Linked DNA regions of Homo sapiens: region 2 is linked to region 1. The links are chromatin loops, found by intact Hi-C in ENCODE. Cell type or tissue: sigmoid colon. All regions are shown on one strand. Each heading gives the region's core, and the rest is flanking DNA. Links, peaks and the distances in the headings are about the cores only.

Region 1 (10,355 bases), core at 1,139-9,138:
TAAAATTCTGTGAATTCCAGCGGCATCAGTTGAATGTTAATTATGGCACATCAGGTACTTTCCCTTAGCAGCCAACAGAGTAAAAGGGAGTCGGTCTATGTACATAGATGATTGCTTTTGAGGTGGCACTTAACACCTGTGTTTCCATCATATCCCAGTGGTAGACTAGAAAATGGCAACAAATAATAGAATTTGTGTTATTCTCATAGGATCTTTTTAATAAGTTATAGATTCATCTGAGGGAGTACCAGACTATTGGGTTTTAGAGATTGACAGCAAAGAAGAACTTAGGCATGAATCTTCTTAATAACAGCTAATATAGAAATAGAGGAAAAAATCATTCTCACAATACAGATAGATTAGAAAGTAATCATTTATATTCAACAAGTATTTATTGCATAACTAAAAGATTCTATGTGAGAGTACTACACGTAATGATTTTCTGTGAAGCAGTTAAGATACAATTTGTTCCTCTAAGAAGGAAAACAGGATGTATGCATCTATGTTCTCTGCCAAGCACACTAAGGCTTTTGCTTTTAATTCATAAACATTATGCAATACAATGGCATACAATAAAGTTCCTCTTTGTTTAGTAGAGCTGAGGGTGTCCCAGTTGGTTGCAATATATATATTTAATAATTAGATTGTGTGTGTGTGCACAAGTGTGTGCATGCACATGTATGTGTGCATGCATGTGTCTGCATATATGCACACACACGAGGGTGTGTAAGTGGGTATGCATGTGTGTGTGTGTGTATATGTTCACATGTGAGTGTGTGTGAATGGACATGCTTGTGTGTGTGTGTTCACATTGTGCAATCCAAATGCCCTGCTTTATGCATCTGTATTCAAGACTCAAGTCCTGCGGGGACAGAGTAACTTGTTTTCAAGAGTGTTTGGCACAGCATCCTGCAGATGTGGGAACTTAGTAATTGTGTGCTGAGGACGATGATTAGGTTGATGACAAATTTGTGTGTTGAGTAGAAAGAGCTTACTGATTAGTTTCTGGAATTGTTGCCCAGTTTTAAACAAATGGGGTTTTGCTGTTTTTTTTTTTTTTGATTCGTGGGTTCTGTCATGTATTTAGTTAAACTATGAATGCTGCATTAAAATGAATACCTTCTCATCTTCCTGGAATATGCGTGGGCGTCTTGCAGGGATTACGAGTGGACTTTGAGCGTTGCACTTCTCCCACACCTTCTCCTGTGTCCTAGGCATGGCCAGGCGCAGAGGCCCAGGGAGGAGCACCAGGTGTTCTGGAGCTTTTATTTTGGGGATTTGTATGTGTATTTTTTCAGAGGTCTCCTGAAATTTCTCAATCCTATGCCCCAGAAAATATCCAGATTGGCACTAGGTGTTACTCTTTGGCTTGAGACTCTCTTATTAAATCTTGCTGTCATGTGTGTGATTTTATTATTTTTTTAAAGGATATGAAATATGCATCCTTAGTAAGCAATAAAGGGGAGCCGCACATGGATTGGAGCCATGATGTGCTCCACCTGCTGGAAACATTTCCAAGGATCCTGTCTCCTTTTACAAACTGTATTTATGATGGTAGCCCCTGTGATGATGAGTTACATGTATTCTGTTCTCTGTGCTACTCAAATAAAAAGTGGTAGCTGTTCCATTTCGCTGTTTCAGGAATGTAAGAAAAATATGAAACTGGAAGATCCTTGCTCTAAAGAGTAAAAATTCAAAAAACAGAAAAGGTTTTCAGTACTGTGAGAAATGGTTTATGAGTCTTTGCTAAGAAGTGGTATTATCTATGAGGGCAATAAATATGAAGGTCCCAGTGAAATTTAACTTTTGGGGAAAGTTGCTATCTTAATCAGCTTGGATTTCAGACAAATGTCTGATGGTGAAAATTTAAACAAAATAAGAAAAACAAAGAAAAAATAAGCTTACTAAAACAAAATAAAGTGACACAATGAGACACTGAGAAAATACAATGGAGGCTGAGTATTCAGGATCAAAAGACTCAGTGTTTTACTAGGACTTCCTATGGAAAAGTCTTCATTCGATTAGACAGATAAATTTGATTCCACTTTATTGAAATGATCAAGAGGTATGTGCAAGACTTCAGGAATCCTAAGTGACGTTTAAAGCGTTTTTAAGCCGTGGGAAGATCTGGCGTGACTTATTGTATTTGAAACTTCAGAGCAACTCCAAAGGCAAACCCAGCTCAGGGAAGACACATTGTTACTTGTACTCAATAAGTAGATGCTAAGAAACATAACATGCTTCTTACCTCAAGGCTGAGGTTAAGATGGTAAATTGAGTTTTCAAACGGACAGTAACACAATGCCCATCACAGCTGTACCTAGACCCGGAGCCTGATAAAATCTGCCGCTCTACCCCGACCACGCCACGTGTCTCAGCACGTATTTGTCTGTTTTCACACTGCTGATAAAAACATACCCAAGACTGGGAAGAAAAAGAGTTTTAATTGGACTTACAGTTCCACATGGCTGGGGAAGCTTCAGAATCATGGCGAGAGGCAAAAGGCACTTCTTAAATGGTGGCAGCAAGAGAAAATGAGGAAGAAGCAAAAGCAGAGACCCGTGATAAACCCATCAGATCTCATGAGATTTATTCACTGTCATGAGACTAGCATGGGAAAGACTGGCCCCCGTGATTCAATTACCTCCTCCTGGGTCCCTCCCTCTACACGTGGGAATTCTGGGAGATACAATTCAAGTTGAGATTTGGGTAGGGACACAGCCAAACCATATCGCAGCATTAATTATTTCTACCTACCTATACTTGCCACAAGCTTTGCCATGGACACGGGGATGGGAAAAGAGATAAAACTAGACAGATAGGAAAAACAAAGTGGCTTAGGACTGGCCATTGACTTGAAGAAGGGAAACATGAGAAGAGATGAAAACTCTCCATGGGAGTTCAAGCTCCTTCCTTAGGGGAGGTGGTGTAAAGAGGAAATTTAGGAGATGCATAATGAATGCTGCTTCCATGCCAGAGAACAGTGTAGGAAATTTCATTTCCTTAATTTAAGAGGATTCTAACTCATGCTTGAGCAAATGGATATAGAAAAATGTTATGAATGATAAATTATTTTGTACTATTTTGTTTTAAAATAACCCATATCATTTTATAGCATGAAAATTCACTCAAATGTTGAAGCTATCATAGGTCTTTAGCAATGAGCTTTCTCCCAGGGAAGAAAGTGAAGAAAACAATTCAAAGGTAAGGCTAAAGGTGACCCAAGATTTAGAATTGGGCTCATCGGATTTCAGATTCTGCATGTGACTAAGTCAGAGCCAATGCAGTCTTCACTTCATGTCAGCAAGAGCCACACTCTGAGTGCCAAACACAGCAAGATATTGCAAGGTTTGCATGATATTCATGGCTCAGGAACATAATATAATCACAAGCAAACTTAAAAAAATCAATTAATTCTTACCTTCCAGGCAATAAAATATCCAAAAATCACAAACACAGATTTGACTCTATAACCGCTATTGCTAATGATCCCTGGCTAAAATGAGCATGTGAGCCAGGCATAGTGGCTCATGCCGACAATCCTAACACTTTGGGAGGCAGAGGCAGGAGGATTGCTTGAGGCCATGAGTTCGAGACCAACCTGGGCAACAAAGTGAGACCCTTTCTCTACAAAAAATTTAAAAAAAATTAGCCAGGCATAGTGGCACACACCTGTAGTCCCAGCTACTGGGGAGGTTGAGGCAGAAAAATCACTTGAACTGAACAGTTTGAGGCTGCAGTGAGCCATGATTGTGCCACTGCACTCCAGCCTGGGTGACAGAGTGAGTCCCTAGCTCAAAATAAATAAATACATACATACATACATACATACATAAATAAAAATTTAGAGGTTAGCATAGGATTTTTTTTTTTTTTTGGAAATGAAATTTCTATTGCTTTTAAAAAAATACAAATCGATTTGTGGTGGTTCTGCGATGATCCCACACAAAGGGATATTCTACATTTCTTTTCCCTTAGGCTTGGGCCACCCTAGCTTTAGGAAAACTGTACATTTTCCCTGTTTTAGCTATACTTTGTAAAACTATTAGAAATGCCTGAGAGAGAAATGGGAAGAGAGCAAACAGGGACTGTGTAATGTGTTTGTTTCCTTTACATTCCTTTGTTGCATGTTTGCTAAATTCCTGTGAGTTTAGCCTTAAGGGTTTGAGATTCGGGACTACTGGGCAGGACCTGCTCACCGGCTGCCCATAACCGTCACAGTAAGAGAACACAGACAGCCACAGGAAGTGAATCTTGGAGCTGTGATGTCATCTCGGCTACTACATGTGTATCTGTTCTTACTTAGCCTGGAGAGCATTTGGGGAAGGATAAGAATTAGGCAGAGGATAGACAATGGGCAAAAAGTTTTGTAAGGGAAACTGTCAGTTAGCAAGAATGCACATGAATATATAAGCACAATGACTTGTCAGTTTGGTACTAGGTGATAGGGTGAGTTTTGGGAAGGGATGTTAATTTTAGTCTCCAGTTTTGCTGAGGTCATAATTTTGATTCATTTTTTTTAAGTTTTCATTTTATGCCAGTAGATGAAGCAGATAATCAGCCTTACCTCCAGGTACTCAGAAGGTACTTGCCCAGGGCTGCACAAGTTGCACCAATGATGACAATAAGAGGGGCATTTACAGTTTACATAGTGTCTGAGATTTTAGAATTTATTATGAAGAATAAAAAAAGGTATAGGGAATAACATAATGAACCGCCAGCTTTCTTAAATCTTCATATTTTGGCATATGCATTTCACACTTTTCAAAGAAATTAAACTAAACATGAGGTCCCTTATTGAGCCCTGAAATACCCCTTTTCTCCCCTTTTGAGATAACCTGTTACCCTTAATTTGTTTTCAGTCACCCTATTCATATTTTATGCTACCTTTATATATGCATATTCATGAATTTTTCATGCAGTGCTTTATCTATTTTAAAATTTAAGTGTCTCACACTGCACATTCCATTTCTTACATATTTTTGTCACAAAGTTTTTGGAGAATTTATTCTGTTACCCAAGCAAACTTGTTAACTGTTTTGTAGTATTCTGTGGTGTGAATATTTCAGTTATTTTTCTTTTCTTCTGTTATGCTCCTTAAGACTGATTCTAATAATAGTGCACGGAGTGAAGGATGTTTTATTTTTTTTTTTGCTAGTCTTTTTTAGGAACATGTGTCTAGGATTTGCTGGTAGCATGCAGCTCCTTTTGCAGTTCGTTTAGCAGGCACAGACACACTTAGCTGCTGCAGGGTACCACGCTTATCCAGCCTTGGTCCCAGAAGAAGACAGGAGTAGCGTAGGGAGCTGTAGTCTCCAGCACACTCCACAGAACACCAGCAACAACATGCAGGGGCCGCAAGCCGCTGAAATGCGGGAGCTATTTGTTGCTGCAGCTTCCAATTAAATCTGACAAAAGTGAGGAGGCAGTCACCAGTGTCATACATGTGAGATCTCAAAAAAAAGTTCTCTTTTTTTCAGAAGGCAATTGGATGTATGTTCCATTTTGATTTTTTTAAGTCAGTGTACTTAATGAGTTGACAATATTTTAATGTGTTCAGTCAGAATTTAGGGAAGAATGAAATTTTCCCACAGGGAAATAAAAAGATTTCTGCGACAGAGCAGCAACCAAAGGGACATTTACTTGGGTCCCCTGGGGCCTCTGCCTCTGCTGCAATCTGACGGTGGCTCTGCAACTGGTACCCAGTGGCCAGCCCAGGGCTTCTCTCAGTTGTTATCCTGGAAATTCCCTTCTGTTTTACTCAGTGCTGATTACCTATTCCCAAAATCTGACTGTTCTCATCCTTGACCTAACCCCTCATTTCCTTTGTTCTACTTTCTAGGTTCTAGGATATTTCCTTCTCATTGTATTTCACACCAAATCCTATTTCTTGGCTATCTGAATGTTCCTTTTATCTTTTCTTGATTTTTTTATTATTTCAAGAAGGTAATATTTTATCATATGTTTATGGATAGTACAGATTGTTTTAAGCAAGATTTCTTTTTTTTAAGTTGTTTTCTAATATTTTTCATTTTTTTCTTTTTTTACACTTCGCCTCATTTTCCCATTTAATGTAAGTTTGAGGCTTCCTTCAGGTATCTACAAATGTGATTACTTGGTAAAACTGCATGACTGTCTCCAGTTTTACTTAATGCCACCAAATTGCTCTTGAAGGGCCTGTGCCAATTTAGTGTCATGAGCAGAGAATGAGCATTTATGTCACCCACCCACCCACCCGGGTTTTTAACATTCAGTGACCAAGATAAAACACAGCACCACCTTCTACTTGTCTAACTTTCTTAGGTCTCAGGGGACAAGCTTTGGAAATTTAATTTCCTCAATAACCACCCCGTTAAAGTATTCTGAGTTTTGAGTGGTTCTTGACTGCTGTATTGTTTCATTAAAAGTGCATTCTTTTTTCATGGATTTTTTAATAGAAGTTTGTGTTTTAGATTTATTTTATATATATATATATATATATATATATATATATATATATATATATATTTTACCTCGCAAACATAAACAGGGTATAGAATTAACACAATTTGTTTTGCTTTTGTTTGTAGAATTCTTGATTTTTTAGATCTTTTGGAATGAAATGTATGAATGTTGTTCTGCAAAAGATTTTGTATTTTACTCTTACTTGTAAACTGGATAGACCTATTTATTCAATAATATAAATGGGAATATTCTGTGTTACAACGACTTATTTCAATCTACAGTTGCTTGTGGCTTTTTGTCCTTGTAGAATGTGACATCTATATTAACAAATATTGTGATGGAAAAGTAGAAATAGGTTTATTGACATTTCAAAGGGACAGTTTTATGGCATAATTACTTTATAAGACTAGTACATTCATTTGAATGACTAGAACTAATTAATATGGTGAATAAAATTTAACTTCCTTGAGAAAAATCATTAATGGCCATTTTGAAAGAAGATGATGAAATAATTTGTGTTATTTCAAAATAAAAGAGGATTACATTTTAATCTAGATTTCTCAATTATACCAAATCAGAAACATCTATCATTACTCTCTTGCTCTGAGATAAACATAAATAAACACATCAAAACTATTTCATCAAACTCTAATACCAAGGCGCTCAAATGGAGTACCATTTCCATCAGGCAAGCTTGCTACTAAAAAAAATTTAAATTTTTGTTAACTATATTAGTATGTACTGAACTTTATCTGGAGAAATGGAAGAAATTATATTTGTTAATTATTGTAAAAAAATTACAGGAGGAAAAGTGAGATTTTGTTAGTTTTGCTTTTTGTTTGGATCTTGTTGGAAATGTATTTTCTTGACTACTATATAAACCCAAATGTCTGCATATTTAACCATAATCTTGGTTGCTATGAAACTGGAGATTGTGTTTTTAAAGAATATTTACTAGCAAAGACATTTGTGCTTTCATAGAATATGTATACCGAAAAAAATTTAAATTCTATTGAGAAAAGGCTGCACTATAGTAAATCCATAATGAAAAAAAGAATTACTCTAACAGTATTACAGTTATACCTGTACTTTTCTATTTAGACGAAGACTTTCTGCAGAGCTGTAATGGTTACTTTTATGTGTCAGTTTGACTGGGACACAGGGTGCCAAGATATTTAGCTAAACATTGTGCCCAAGTGTGCCTGTGAGGGCGTATCTGGAGGAGGCTAGCCTTTGAATGGATGGACTGAGAGCCTTCCCAGTGTTGGTGGCTCTCATCCAACCAAGGGACAGCCCCAATGGAGCGAAAAACAGAGGAGGGCAAGCTGTCTCCCCTGTCTGACTGATTGAGCTGAGACCCTGGTCTTCTCTGGCCCTTGCACTGAAACTTGTGTTGGCTCTGCTGATTTTCAGGCTGTGAGACTCAGACTGGAATTTACACCACCGACTTTCCTGTGTCTCCAGCTTAAAGATGGCAGATCATGGGACTTAGCCTCTATAGTCATGTGAGCCAATTCCTTATTCTACTTATACATCTACATATGGAAACATCCTGTGATTTCTGTTTCTCTGGAAAACTCTGACCAACAAAAAAGTCATACAATTTTAATAGCCAAAACCTGCAGACTATGCACTTTTGAAATGTCCAGGACAACTTTAGATGAGAACACAAATATTACCTCATCTTAGTACACAATAGACTTTTAGTCTATAACGAAGCAAGCAAAATTTTAAAAAGTAAAGACTGAATAAGAAGTATAATATCTCTGAGGAATAGCCACACCATCTTCCACAATGGTTGAACTAATTTATGTTCTCACCAAAAGTGTAAAAGCATTCCTATTTCTCCACAACCTCGCCAACATCTGTTGTTTTCTGATTTATTGATGATCGCCATTATGACTGGAGTGAGATGATATCTCACTGTGGTTTTGATTTGAATTTCTCTAATGATCAGTGATGTTGAGTTTTATTTCACATGTTTGTTGGCTACATGAATGTCTTCTTTTGAGAAGTTTCTGTTCATTTCCTTAGCCCAGTTTTAAATGGAGTTGTTTGAATTTTTTTTCGTAAATTTGTTTAAGTTCCTTGTAGATCCTTGACATTAGACCTTTGTCAGATGGACAGATTGTAAAAATTTTATCCCACTCTATTGACCCAGCAATCTCCTTACTGGGTATATACCCAAAGGAATATAAATAATTCTATTACAAAGATACATGCATGAGTATGTTTATTGCAGCACTATTAACAATAGCAAAGACATGGAACCAACCCAAATCCCCATCAGTGATAAACTGGAAAAAGAAAATGTGGTACATATACACCATGGAATACTACACAGCCATGAAAAGGAATGAGACCATGTTTTATGTAGGCACATGGATGGAGCTGGAAGCCATTATCCTCAGCAAACTAATGCAGGAACAGAAAACCAAACACTGCATGTTCTCACTTATAACTGGGAACTGAATGATGAGAATGGATACAGGGAGGAGAACAACATACACTGGGGTCTGTTGGGGGATGGGGGGAGGGAGATCATCAGGATAAACAGCTAATGCATGCTGGGCTCAATACCTAGGTAATGAGTTGATAGGTGCAGCAAACCACCATGGCACATGTTTGCCTACGTAATGAACCTGCACTTCCTGCACATGTACCCGAGAGCTTAAAATTTAAAAAAAATTTAAAAAGTATAACTTGTAGTCATGTATATCTTAAACAACTTTAAAAACTAATGTACTGTGTTCCCCCTTTTCCTTCAAGGAAAACCATTATAATATGATCTTGTCAATAATCAGCATTTTCTAGTTAGGAAACTTGATAACATTATCAAAACTGTTTTTTTGAGAGAATACAATTTTGACAATTTCTACATTGAGTCAAAACTTCTGTGATAATTAGTTTTAAATTGACCTAGGCTACTTTCTTACTGTATTTAGAAAAAAAAACAAAACTGAGATTATATATAACCTACAAAATATCAACATACAATATCTGTTCATTCTTTAAATCTTGGGATATTATTTTATTTTCTATTATCCTGTGAATTGAAAAATTTTACTCACATGACTTTTACCTCTATCAATTGTCTGAAAATTAAAATGATACTGAAATAGTAAGGATTAAGATTCTTAGCCTAATGTTAACAACAGTTCTCACCTTATCCATGGGGGATACATTCCAATACCCCGGGTGTATGCCTGAAACCTCCAATGCTACCAAGCCCCACATACTCCATGTTCTTTCCTATACCTACAAATCTATGACCAAGTTTGATGTACAAATTAGGCAGAGTAAGACATTAACAATGATAACTAATAATAAAATTGAACAATTATAGCAATATATTATAATAAAAGGTTATCTAAATTTGGTCTCTCTTATTTCACTGTATCACCAATAACTAAAACTGTGAAAAGTGAAACTGTGGATAAGGCAGGACTATGGTACTTAATTACTAATTCATATGAAGCAGATATGTTTTAAAGTGTTCAGAGAAGAAGGGTATCTACTTTTGTCCCTGCCTTAAACCTGCCTACCCTGAAAAACACTTTCAATACTGTTCAGCATAAAGGAGATAAGTGAGTAAATGCGGCAGCTCACAGCTGAAGAGGATGCTACAATTTGGGTGCCAGAGGTTGCAGGTGAAAAACAACAGAAGCAATAACAATACTCAATGAATTTTATGGAGCAGTATTGTCCTTAGAGTTGTCTCCCATGCATCCTCATTTTGTCATCATGGTCATCCTGTGAAAAGCCTGCCCTTGTGATCCCCGTTTGATAGGGGAGGAGGCTGCTGCTCAGAGGACTGTGTGACCTGCACATGGCTGTGGCCCTCGCTTGTGGAGTGTGCACTTAGAACGCCAGGCCCACAGCAGTCAGATTCCACGGCTTCTCTCTTTTTC
Region 2 (10,355 bases), core at 1,093-9,092, 790 kb before region 1:
CCTTCTTTTCTTTCTCCTTTTCTTTTTTCCCCACCAGGGGCACATTTCTCTGTTTATATTTTCTCTCATTCTAAAACCATGTTGACAGATATGATTATTTACGAGTTCGTTAATAAACATTTACGGCAATTGATATGGAAAACAAAGTATGTGATCCATGATGAATCAGAAAAAACATCCTCACAATATATGTAACAGAGTGATATATAAATATAATGGACATCTTTACTTTTATAAATGAATGTGAAAATATTACAAAGTAACAATTATACATATATATTTCACAGGAAGAGAGTGCAAATGCCCAATACCTACAGGAAAATAAGGTAACTCATTGTAATTTATTTTCTCTCCTCTTCTGATGTTTCTCCTCACCTCTTTTTTTCTTGTGAGAGCTAGAGGATAATTCAGAATAAAGTCCCTGCTCTTCTGTGCTATGCTAGACTACAAGTATTTCAAAGGTTGAGGCTATGATTTCTCACAGTAACACCCACTGCATCTAGGGCAATGTCTCAAGTGGCGTAAACACTGAAACCTTTCACTTGTGTAACACATTTTTGTTGCTCACTTATATGAGTCAGCTGCTGTTCTAGTTCTTTGAGATACGTTGTTAAACAAAGGAGTCAAAAATGCCTGTCTTCCCATAGCATAGATTTCATCAGGTAGAATGAGGAAATGGTGGAAATGGACACAGAAGATATACGAGTAAGCCACACAGAATAGAGCAGGAGAGAAATTCTATTTATGTCCAACAGCAACTATTTTGTAAAATAATATTTCAAAGGCTTGGTGTAGCAGGGAGGTAAGAAGTTTAATCAGAAATGCTGTGACCGGATCTGAAGGTTAAAGCCAACATGTATTGATGATGTGAATTTGCTCACCTTAAAAGACATTTCTTAAAATAAAATGATTCTAAAATTCTAAATTTGGAGGAGGCTGGGAGGGTTCAATGAGCATCATAATTTATACTTCTGGGAAAGAGGATGTAGAAGTGAGAGAAGATACAGACCCAGAGAGGAGGGTTTCACTCCCAGTCTCAGAGGCAGCCTTGCAGCCTCATGTTTCTCATGCATTTGGAGGCATGGCCTTTATAAATCCCACTCATCCAGGGTGACTTCCGCCCCCATGAAAGTGGGAAAACATGGACAAACTACTGTTCTATCAGAAGCCCTCACAAAACACCCAACACTTTTTTTTTTACTCAAAGACATGTTAAATGTTTAATTAATTAATTCACTAATGAAGCCCGTAAGCTGTGCCAGGCATTGCTGGAACTGATGGGGGTTCATCCTTGAGTAACATGACAGCAACCAGTCTCCCTGGAGCTGATATTCCAAAAGGAACTTTTCCTAAGTCAAGGTTACATCTGAGCAAACTCAACATCTGATGATTCCTTTCCCAATGGCCCAACCTTCTGCCAGCTGATTATACTGAGAATCAACAGGTTTTGGGTTTTTCCCACTCCATCCCCTGCCTCTCACCCATTCTCCATGACTGATGTCCTGATCTTGTCCTGGGAGGCTGACCCTAAAGGATGGTACTAACCAGCTCCCTGGCTGGCTGCCTTCCTGTGGGGTTGGCCAATGAAAGTCACTGGCTGGAGACAGGAGGACGGAGAAGAGGGAGGATGTGGTATTTTCTCTTTGCTCTTGGAGCATTAGCGCACGGGCAGCCCCTGTGTCCATCCAGGGTGTTAGTGGCCACCGCTGGTCGGCTGCTTCTCCGTAGCTCCATGTCCCACTGAGTGCTGGCAGCTCCATTTCCTTCCTTGCTCTCTCCAGCCTTCCTGCTATTGCTGGGCTCAAGCGGCCCCAGCACCCCTTCAGAGACCCTTAGCTCTGCCCCAAAATCTGTAAATAGTCTTTCCATCAGTGTCTCTCCTCTGAAAGGTAAGAGTGCAATTCTGCTGCCTGCTAGGCCTCCGCCTGATAATCCAGCTTTGCACCAAGAAAGGGAATCTTGGTGAGAAGCAAGGAGATGAATGCATGCTCTAAGCATTAAAATCTCAGGCAAGGCCATGCTGATGTACAGCTCTTGTGGACAAGTGAACACAGAAACGAGAGTGTGTATGCGGAATCCATCACAGAGCATCCACAGCCTGTGGTGACAAGTTCCCCCGCAGGAGAGCAAGCTGGGGATCACAGGAGTGTGTGTGTGTGGAAGGCACTGTGTCTTTTTCGCACATCCAAGAAGGCTCTTCTGAGAAATGGGCTTTTAGGAATTACTTGAGTCAATAAAGTTTTGGGCCCAAAGACCTAGTATCCCCCCGAAAGTGTGAAGGTCCAGAGATAAGAAAGAGTGATGATATCTAGTCAAAGCTAAAGCTGAGCCAGTTCCCCAGAGTGAAGAGGAATGAGAACCTATAGAACTAAGACCCTGGAGGGAAGGTGAAGATTTATGTCATTGTGGGGATGGATGTGAGCTGTTGAGTACTTGGGGCTTTATGGGGAGTCTAATGAAATGCCATCAAAAGACCAGCTGAGGGGGCATCACACTCACATTTGTGGTGTTGTGGATGAGGCTATTGTCTGACTGAGAGGGGCTGGAGGGGGAGTTGAGGAATTAGTGCAGTCCCGAGGCCATGGGGGCAAGATCTTGAACGAGTCCATCACAGGCCTCCATGTGAAGAACTAGATTTGAGAGACAAGTAAAACAGGATTGAGTTCAGCACCCAAAGGTTGCTTGTAGAACAAGAGATAAAGTCACCCTGAGCAGAACCCAGAGCGTCTTGTTGGGGAGGTTCTTGATCACTTTAACAGGACACTTAGGATCAAGCCACATCCCAGAAGGCAGGAGATGACCGCTGCCTCCAGCCTGTTGGGGCTCAGCTCTGCGCTGAGGCTTTTCAGAAAGGCCTGTGGGTAAATCGTTAGAAAGAATGGGCCACAGAGACAGGCACATGCACTTGCCTGTATGTATCCTTTGTGTTTGATGTTGTTCTTTGAAGTCTTCTAGAACTTGCTATAATTGACCAAGTCTTATGATTGAAAGAGTGAGGCTTTGAGGCGTCTCAGACCTAAGGTCAAGGGCAGCTCTGCCCTCATTGGCCATGTGACTCTGGGAAAGTGACATGGCCTTCGTTTACTAGTCTATGAGGTGGGGATAATAACAGTAAGAGCACAGCACTGTGGTAAAAACGGATGGCTTCAGGTGAACCTGCTGACTCACAGCGGGTTCCCTGCGACTTCAGTTCTCACTCAGAAGACATAATCCAAACTGTCTAGTGCTTAATGGGTATGTTTTCTCTCCCTGTCTGCTTCAACCCCCTGGACTTGCCCCTGAACCTCCTCCACCCCCCAAAAACTGTAAATACCTTGAGTTTGGGGGGACACCTTATAAATAAGTATTCCTGCATGAACTGTCCATTGCCACAGGCTCTTAGTAAAGACTTGTTGGATTGCATCGGATTGCTATCCACACTCAGCAGCCTGACCCTCAGCAAAGCTCAAGGATTCAAGGTGATGGGCAAAGCAGGCAGTTTTGAGTCCTACTGGGAAGCTGGAGTGGGCTGGGAATGCCGGAACCTCACTCGGCATGTTCCAAAGCAGAAGCTCTTGGTCTTGACTGAGTCTTAGAATTAGCTGGGGTGGGGTAGGGGAGGTTTAAACATCTCTGATGCCCAGGCCTCACTCCAGATCCATCACATCAGACTCTCTGGGGGCAGGACCCAGGCATAAGCATTTCACAGCTCCCTGGTTGCTTTCTATGTGGAATCAGGGTTGAGAAACTCTGTTCTAGTCCACAGTATCACCAGCAGACATGGGGAATTACAGCCATGTCATAAGTAACCCTTGGACTGCACTGCCTCTGATAAGATCCACAAGGTCATTGCCTTTCTACAAGTCATTGATGATGGGAATCCCTGATCATTTTCAAGATCTCAGTCATGAATATTGTGGATTGAAAAAGAAATATGTAGAAACAGGAACAAAATACTTTCATTATTTCTTATCCTTTGGCATACATTGAATTAGAAAACAAACCATCTAAATACTCTCACTTCAAGTTTAAATTTTTGTGAACTCTGGAAAAATAGTTTATTTATTAATTCATTTATACACTCACTCGTTCAGCTACGCTCTTCAGCAAATTGTATGTGGATTTTCCACTAGAACATAAGACAAGAGGGCATTGCCTGGTGTTCATTCACCATGTCTCCTTCACCCGTAACAATGCCGGGGACACCTCGAGTGCTTGTATTATTCTATGCAGGCTGCCATAACAAATACTACACACTGGGCAGCTGAAACCCAGAAATCTATTTTCTCACAGCTCTGGAGGCTGGAAGTCGAGATCAAAGCATGGGCAGGGTCGGTTTCTCCCAAGGCCTCTCTCATGACTTGTAGATGTGATCTTTCATCGTGTCCTCACAGGGTCATTCCTCTGTGTGTCTCTGCGTATCCAAATGTCCTCTTCTTCTAAGGACACCAGTCACATCGGATTAGGGTTCATCCTAAAATAACCATTTTAACTTAGCCACCTTTTAAAATGTCCTGTCTGAAAATACAGTCACATTCTGAGGTTGTGGGGATCAGGGCTTCAGCGTATGAATTTATGGGGGAGGGCAAAATTGTGTTTATAACACTGCTCGATGCATACAAACTAAAATGAATAGATGAAAATATTTGTAACAATGGAATTGGAGAAAAATGTGAAAATTCATTTGGGGTGCTTGTTAGATCTCCAAAAGAGTAGGTTTGGGGTAGAAATGCTGGAAATTCAGTGGTGGTCTGGGGTGAGCTGCCTTGATACTTGATCTGTCTTCCTTGGAAGGCATGCATCAGCCCATACCTTAGAATTTGACAGGAGACAATATCAAGGAAAACTTTCTCATCTCACAAAGATGGGAAAGAGGAAAAGTGATCTGCCATCTCCCTGTGTGTAGAGGAGGGCAGTGGTGCACGGAATAGGAGAGCCAGCGGATGCAGCCACTTGCCCTGCAAAGTTTGCATGGGCAACTGGCGTGGGCAGCGATGCTGCTGTGACAGAGGCCGAGGTGCCACCGGTGGTTCTGAGACGTGTGGAGAACATTTCACTCTTGGGAGCTGCTTCTTAGTCACCGCAAAACATCCATCAGAAACGAATCTGCCCATGTCCTGCCCGTGTGCTTCTGCAACATGTTGTAACCTGACACCGTTTTTGCATAAAGTTTGTAATTGGACCATTGCACCAAAGAAACCTGAAAAGCCTGCCGTGAATCATCAGGCACGGGAAGAAAGAGAGTGATGTCACGGAAATCTCATTAAAGTGTCCCCGTGCACATTGGAGATTCTTCGTTTTGTGCCACAGTCAGGAGAGGGGAGAAAACCTTTCCTAGGTGATGCTCCCTTGAAGGCTAAGTCTGAGTGTTTTAGGTATTTCCTTTTAAAGAAATCATGCACTATGACAAATGAAAGTGTGTAAGATTGCATTGTTACTTTCCTGTGCATGGCTGGACACACACTGGCGTCAGTCCTTGCCTGGGAAACAGTGGCATTCTGTACTTTATTGGAGTGCATTCTTGGGAAGCATTTGTTTGAGATCCTCTAGGGTCATCTAAGGGGCTCCCATGGCAAAGTGGCTGAAGATAAAAGTCAAGGTGAATCTAGCAGCTCAAAGTTTTCATGGGTCATTTATGATGGGTGTTAGGTCATCATCCTTGCCTATAAGATTGGAAATTAGGAGGCAGACTGACGTTTAAGCAAACAATTAGTAGTGTAAGTAAAGTTAATATGAAGAATAAGTCAGCTGGGCATGGTGGCTCACACCTATAATCCCAGCACTTTGGGAGGCCAAGGCAGGAGGATCAATGGAGCACAGGAGTTCCAGACCAGCCCAGGCATCATAGTGAGACCTAGGTTAAGACCTTGTCTCTATTAAATTTGAAAAGATTAGGCAGGGGTGGTGGTGCCTGCCTGTGGTCCCAGCTACTCAGGAGGCTGAGGTGGAGGGTTGCTCGAGCCCAGAAGGTCGAGGAGCAGTGAGCCATGATCATGTCACTGTGCTCCAGCCTGGGTGACAGAGCAAGACCCTCTCTCAAAAAAAAAGCCAATTTGAATGTTCTGTGTATGTATGTCTACATGCCCATGTGGTATGTGTACACATGTGTATGTGGATGCCTGTATGGTACATGTACCTGTGCCTGTGTTTGCATATGTGCACATGCATGTGCACGTGTAAATCTTTATGTGTATGTAGGTTTGTGTGCAAGAAAGTACATGTCTATATGTGTGTTAACATGTGCATGTATGTGTGCACATGCCTATGTGTACACACGTACAATGTGTGCATGCATGTACGCACCTATATAAGCATGTGTGTGCCTGTCTGTATGTGTACATCTCTGTGTACACATACATGTGTGTATAGGCATGTATGCATGTGTGTGGCTGCCTGTACGTGTACGTCTGCATGTGTCCACATATGTGTGTATAGGCATGTATACATGTGCATGTGGTTTGGAACAGGGAGCTACAGCATGACAGGCATGGCATTGTTCAGAGAAGAGAAGTGAGAGAAAGCTCCTGAACTCCTCCTCAGGAAGGCATCAGGAAGCGCGGCCTCTGCCTATCGGGATCTCACCACAGGGCTCTCCTCCCGACCCACTCCGCTGTGAGTAGAAGGGGGACATTGTCCCCACCAAGCCCCTGCATCCAGTTCTTTCCCAGCTGCTTGCCTTTTTCTCTGCAGGCTCCTGTAGGATGTACAGAGCCTCTTCAAGGGTAGTCCCTGTGACTTCCACCATGGGGTTGAGAGTGCAGACTGAGTTTTATGGAAATATCTCACGTGGTTCCACTTTCTCTGTTGGGGCCACTGAGCAATGCATTCCTTCTGGGCCCGTGTGGCCTTATTTTTCTGTTTTTTTCTTCACGCCCTATTGTTGAAGGTTCTATGGTTTCATATGCTTTATCCCGATAGCATGTTGCCCCCTCATAGCAGCTGGTTATTTGGCCCTGATGAGGTGGAGCTGGGGTTCCCGTTCCGGCTCCAGCCCTGGGCTGTTTGAAATTCACCCCGCCCTGGCTCTTGATTTCCTCTCCCTCTGGTTTCTAGTAAGGGGAGCGCCAGTCCAGTCTGAGCTCCACTGTCACTGCCGTCACCTTCTGATGGAAACCTGCTAGTTGTAAAGTCACCTCCCTCCATGCTCCATGGGAATGCTTGACGACTCCAGATATCCTATAATTAACTGCAGGGCTTGACGGGGGACAGAGAAACTCCACCGCATGTTTATTTTTACAAAGAGGCAGCCGCACAGAGGTTGCTGAGCACACATTTATGCTGAAACACTCGCCTAGGCAGCCCTCTTCATGGCCTGTAGGATGACAGTGAGGGCACTGTTGTGTTCAGCAATTGCCACAGGAAATGACTTTATGCAAATAATCCCAGGGGAGATGCTGTAGGCTCTGAGAAAGCCGTAATTACAGCTTCCACCCGGGCATTTTCAGTGATCAAGTCTCTGGAATGTAATCTTTCCAGGCCTTCTGGAACTGGGAGTGATAAACAATCATTTGGGATAATTGCCCGAGAGCAGCCTCCACTCTCCCAGAGGCCGTGGGGCAGAAATTCCAAGTCCCTGCCTCTGAGAAGGGGGTCCTTTGGCCACCTCCCTCCGCGGTCCTGGCCAACATGTCTGCATCTCTGAAATGGAGCTTTCCTCTCTCCTGGGCTGTTCGGAAACCGCCTTCTGGGATAGACATCTCCAAGGAAGAGCTGTGTCTACTTTGTTTCTTCCCCGCCTCTCACACCCGGTTCAATGTGATACCACAAATATGGCGAGCTGTTTGAAATAATTTGCAGAACCCAACACTGAAGACAAGCTCCAACCTTCCAGGGTATATTTTGAGTATTTTAGCACGAGTGTCAAGATTTTATGCGTTACAGTATGCTCATGATATCTTCCCTGCGGTTTATTTTGGGCGAGATAAAATCTGTAGCAATTAGTTTCTCACAAGTCTATTTTATGCAGAAGAATCTGTTATTTCCTAGGCGTGTGATTTCTTTGGTTTTACCTTTACCATGAGTGTCTTCCTTCCCAGATCTCTGCTCCCCCTTGGGGTTGGCAGTTGTCCTTCGCTTCTGCCTTCTGGGCTGTGCTCCGTCCCTTAAATGCTGTTTGGGAAGACGTCAAGTGCAAATGAGGAAGCTGCTGTAGGTTAGTGAGCCATACCCAGGACCGAAATAGAAAAGTGCTGGTACCAACAGGAAATGAGAGAGTGTGTGTGCAAAGATGAGGCTATGGTTGGGATTTTGTATTTTAATCTTGTCTGAAACGTGTGTATTTCTGTCATGGGAACCAGCAAAGGACGTAGAAACAGGTAGCGTAAGACCCCTTAAGATAAAGGGAAGGAGTCCATTGTTTGCATAGAGCAGGTGTCTATGGGCGGTCCACTTTCTCTCTTTGCGTTTCTTCGAATTCTTCATTTGTACTCCATTCAACCACTTGTAAACCCTTGGTCAAACTGTTAATTGAGACGTAAATTCCATTGTAGGTATCCCTGCGATCGAAGGAAATAAAAATTCTGTCTCTCTGGAATTAGGAAGAGCATGCAGAACGTTGAAAGGGTTTAAGATGGACTAAGGTGTGTGTGAAAATGCCTCTTTTCAAAAAACCAGAAAAGAGAGCCTGCACTAATTACATGATTGTGCTTTCTTTTTAAAAAAGTTTCCAATTTTACTTAAATGGGAGAGAAACCACAGCGGATGAGGCACTCCAGGCCTTTTTCTTTTTTTCAGCAGTGGAGCAGCAGAAATCATGGATCACAAGTGTCTCTGTAATCAGGCTGCACCGAGACATTTCTCGGCATTTCTGATGTTTCAACCCTACCCCACCTGCCAGGAGGAGGCTCCAGCCCGCCAGGAGGGCAGGAGGCCATTGCTGCTGCCACTCCAGAACCTCATAAGGGTTTATTGTCTGCCCACAGTGTATTTGTCAAGGTGGGCACCTTGCGTCGTGGGGCACTCTGTTTTTTTTTCTCTCTCTTTCTTTATATATATGCATACACAGACACACACACACAAACACACACACACACACGGTCATTGCAGTTTACAAAGAAAAGAAAAGAAAAAAAAGAAGAAAAGAAAAGAAAAAAGGCAAACCAATTCCCCTCTGTCTGGGACCCAGATCAGAGCCAGCCTGCCATGACCAGTCTGGAAGAAGGTGGCAGAGAGGTGGGGCAGCTTCCCGAGGCCTGGGAGGTGCGTCTCCATGGCAACTGCGGGGCTTTCCCAGATGATGTCACACATCACACAGGATTCCTGAGATCCACCTGGAGATTGGCTGGTGAAGGATCACTGCCTTTTATCTTGTTCCAACTCTTTATTTGCGCTATAGACAGGCACTGTTTCTTACTTTAGCTCCGAGAGCAGTTTCTTCTTGATACCTAAACTGCTGGGCTGACCCCTTGTATCCTAGATTCTTTACAAGGGGGAAAAATATGTTTTTTAAACAAACGTGTTACCAGGGTGAAGTCTGAGGAGCTGGAAGGGAGGGAGACAGGGGCTTTGCTGTCCTGAAGTGATGCCTTTGCTGTGGCGTGACAGCTCAGACTGGAGCCGGGCCCCAGGGAAGGGACTAAGTAGGTGTCTGTTGCTTTTCCAGCTCTCCTACTAGCCGATCAGCTCTTCTCCCAGGTGGACCTCCTGATCCTCCGGAACCTCCTGGGTCCTGTCCCAGCAGCTGCAATTTGCAGAAGAGGAGATTGGTCAGGAGGGAGATGCCGTGGCCTCACTAGCAGCTGCAGGCTCTTTGCCTGTTTGTGGTGTAAATGTTTGAGTCTCCCCCTAATTCACATGCTGAAATTCTCACCCCCAAGGTGATGGTGTTAGGAGGTGGGGGCTTTAGGATATGATGAACTCATAAAGGTGGACCCCCCATGAATGGGATTCGAGCCCTTTTGAAAGAGATCCTGGAGAGCTCCCTCACTCCTTCCTCACTCCTTCCACCATGTGAGGACACAGTGAGAAGCCGCCATCTATGACCCAGGAAGCAGATACTCACCAGATACCAGATCTGCCAGAACCTTGATCTGGGACTTCTGACCTTTAACACTGTGAGAAGTGACTGTGCTGTTTGAAAGTCACAGTCTATGGTGACAGAACGCCACAGGGGACTCAGATATGGCCCCCATGCTTGCTACAGGAAGCCTGCGGTGGAGCCCTCTTCCCTCCTTGAAGTCTGGATATGACTGAAAAACTGTGGGTTCAAGTGTAAACAGGCTTGTTCTGTGAAGATGGACCTTTATTCTGGTAGATTTCAGCGTGTCTTGCTTGTATTCTCAATTGTGACTTAAGATGGGTGTCGCTGGCCCAGGGTGAGACAACGGGAACTGGCATGGATGCGGCTGGAGGGTACGCACCCTTCTTAAGTGGTAACA

The links. Peaks named below come from ENCODE experiments on the same cell type or tissue, not always from the same donor. Only the 100,000 strongest peaks of a DNase experiment are listed, where the experiment ranks them.
Region 2: a loop joins it to region 1, with 2.0 times the contacts of the local background. A loop is called at or near these places in 2 of 110 quality-filtered maps.

What each region holds. Positions count from the first base shown.
Region 1 is chr10:4,266,077-4,276,431 of GRCh38, forward strand. No RefSeq gene overlaps it. Among named protein-coding and RNA genes, the nearest start is that of LINC00702, 27 kb to the left of the region's middle. In sigmoid colon, for the core only: no CTCF peak of the experiment used is centred there; a DNase peak (open chromatin) is centred at 4,225.
Region 2 is chr10:3,477,353-3,487,707 of GRCh38, forward strand. The region is part of intron 3 of LINC02669 (long intergenic non-protein coding RNA 2669); the gene reads right to left. The region is part of intron 1 of LOC105376360 (a long non-coding RNA gene); the gene reads left to right. All of the region lies in intron 1 of LOC124902538 (a long non-coding RNA gene), which reads left to right. It overlaps LOC107984192 (a long non-coding RNA gene), which reads left to right and starts at 6,195. Exons shown (of 2, transcript XR_001747329.1): 1 at 6,195-8,131; 2 at 8,469-10,355. RefSeq lists an enhancer at 8,657-9,856. In sigmoid colon, for the core only: no CTCF peak of the experiment used is centred there; DNase peaks (open chromatin) are centred at 5,149 and 7,004; H3K27ac peaks cover 2,553 bases.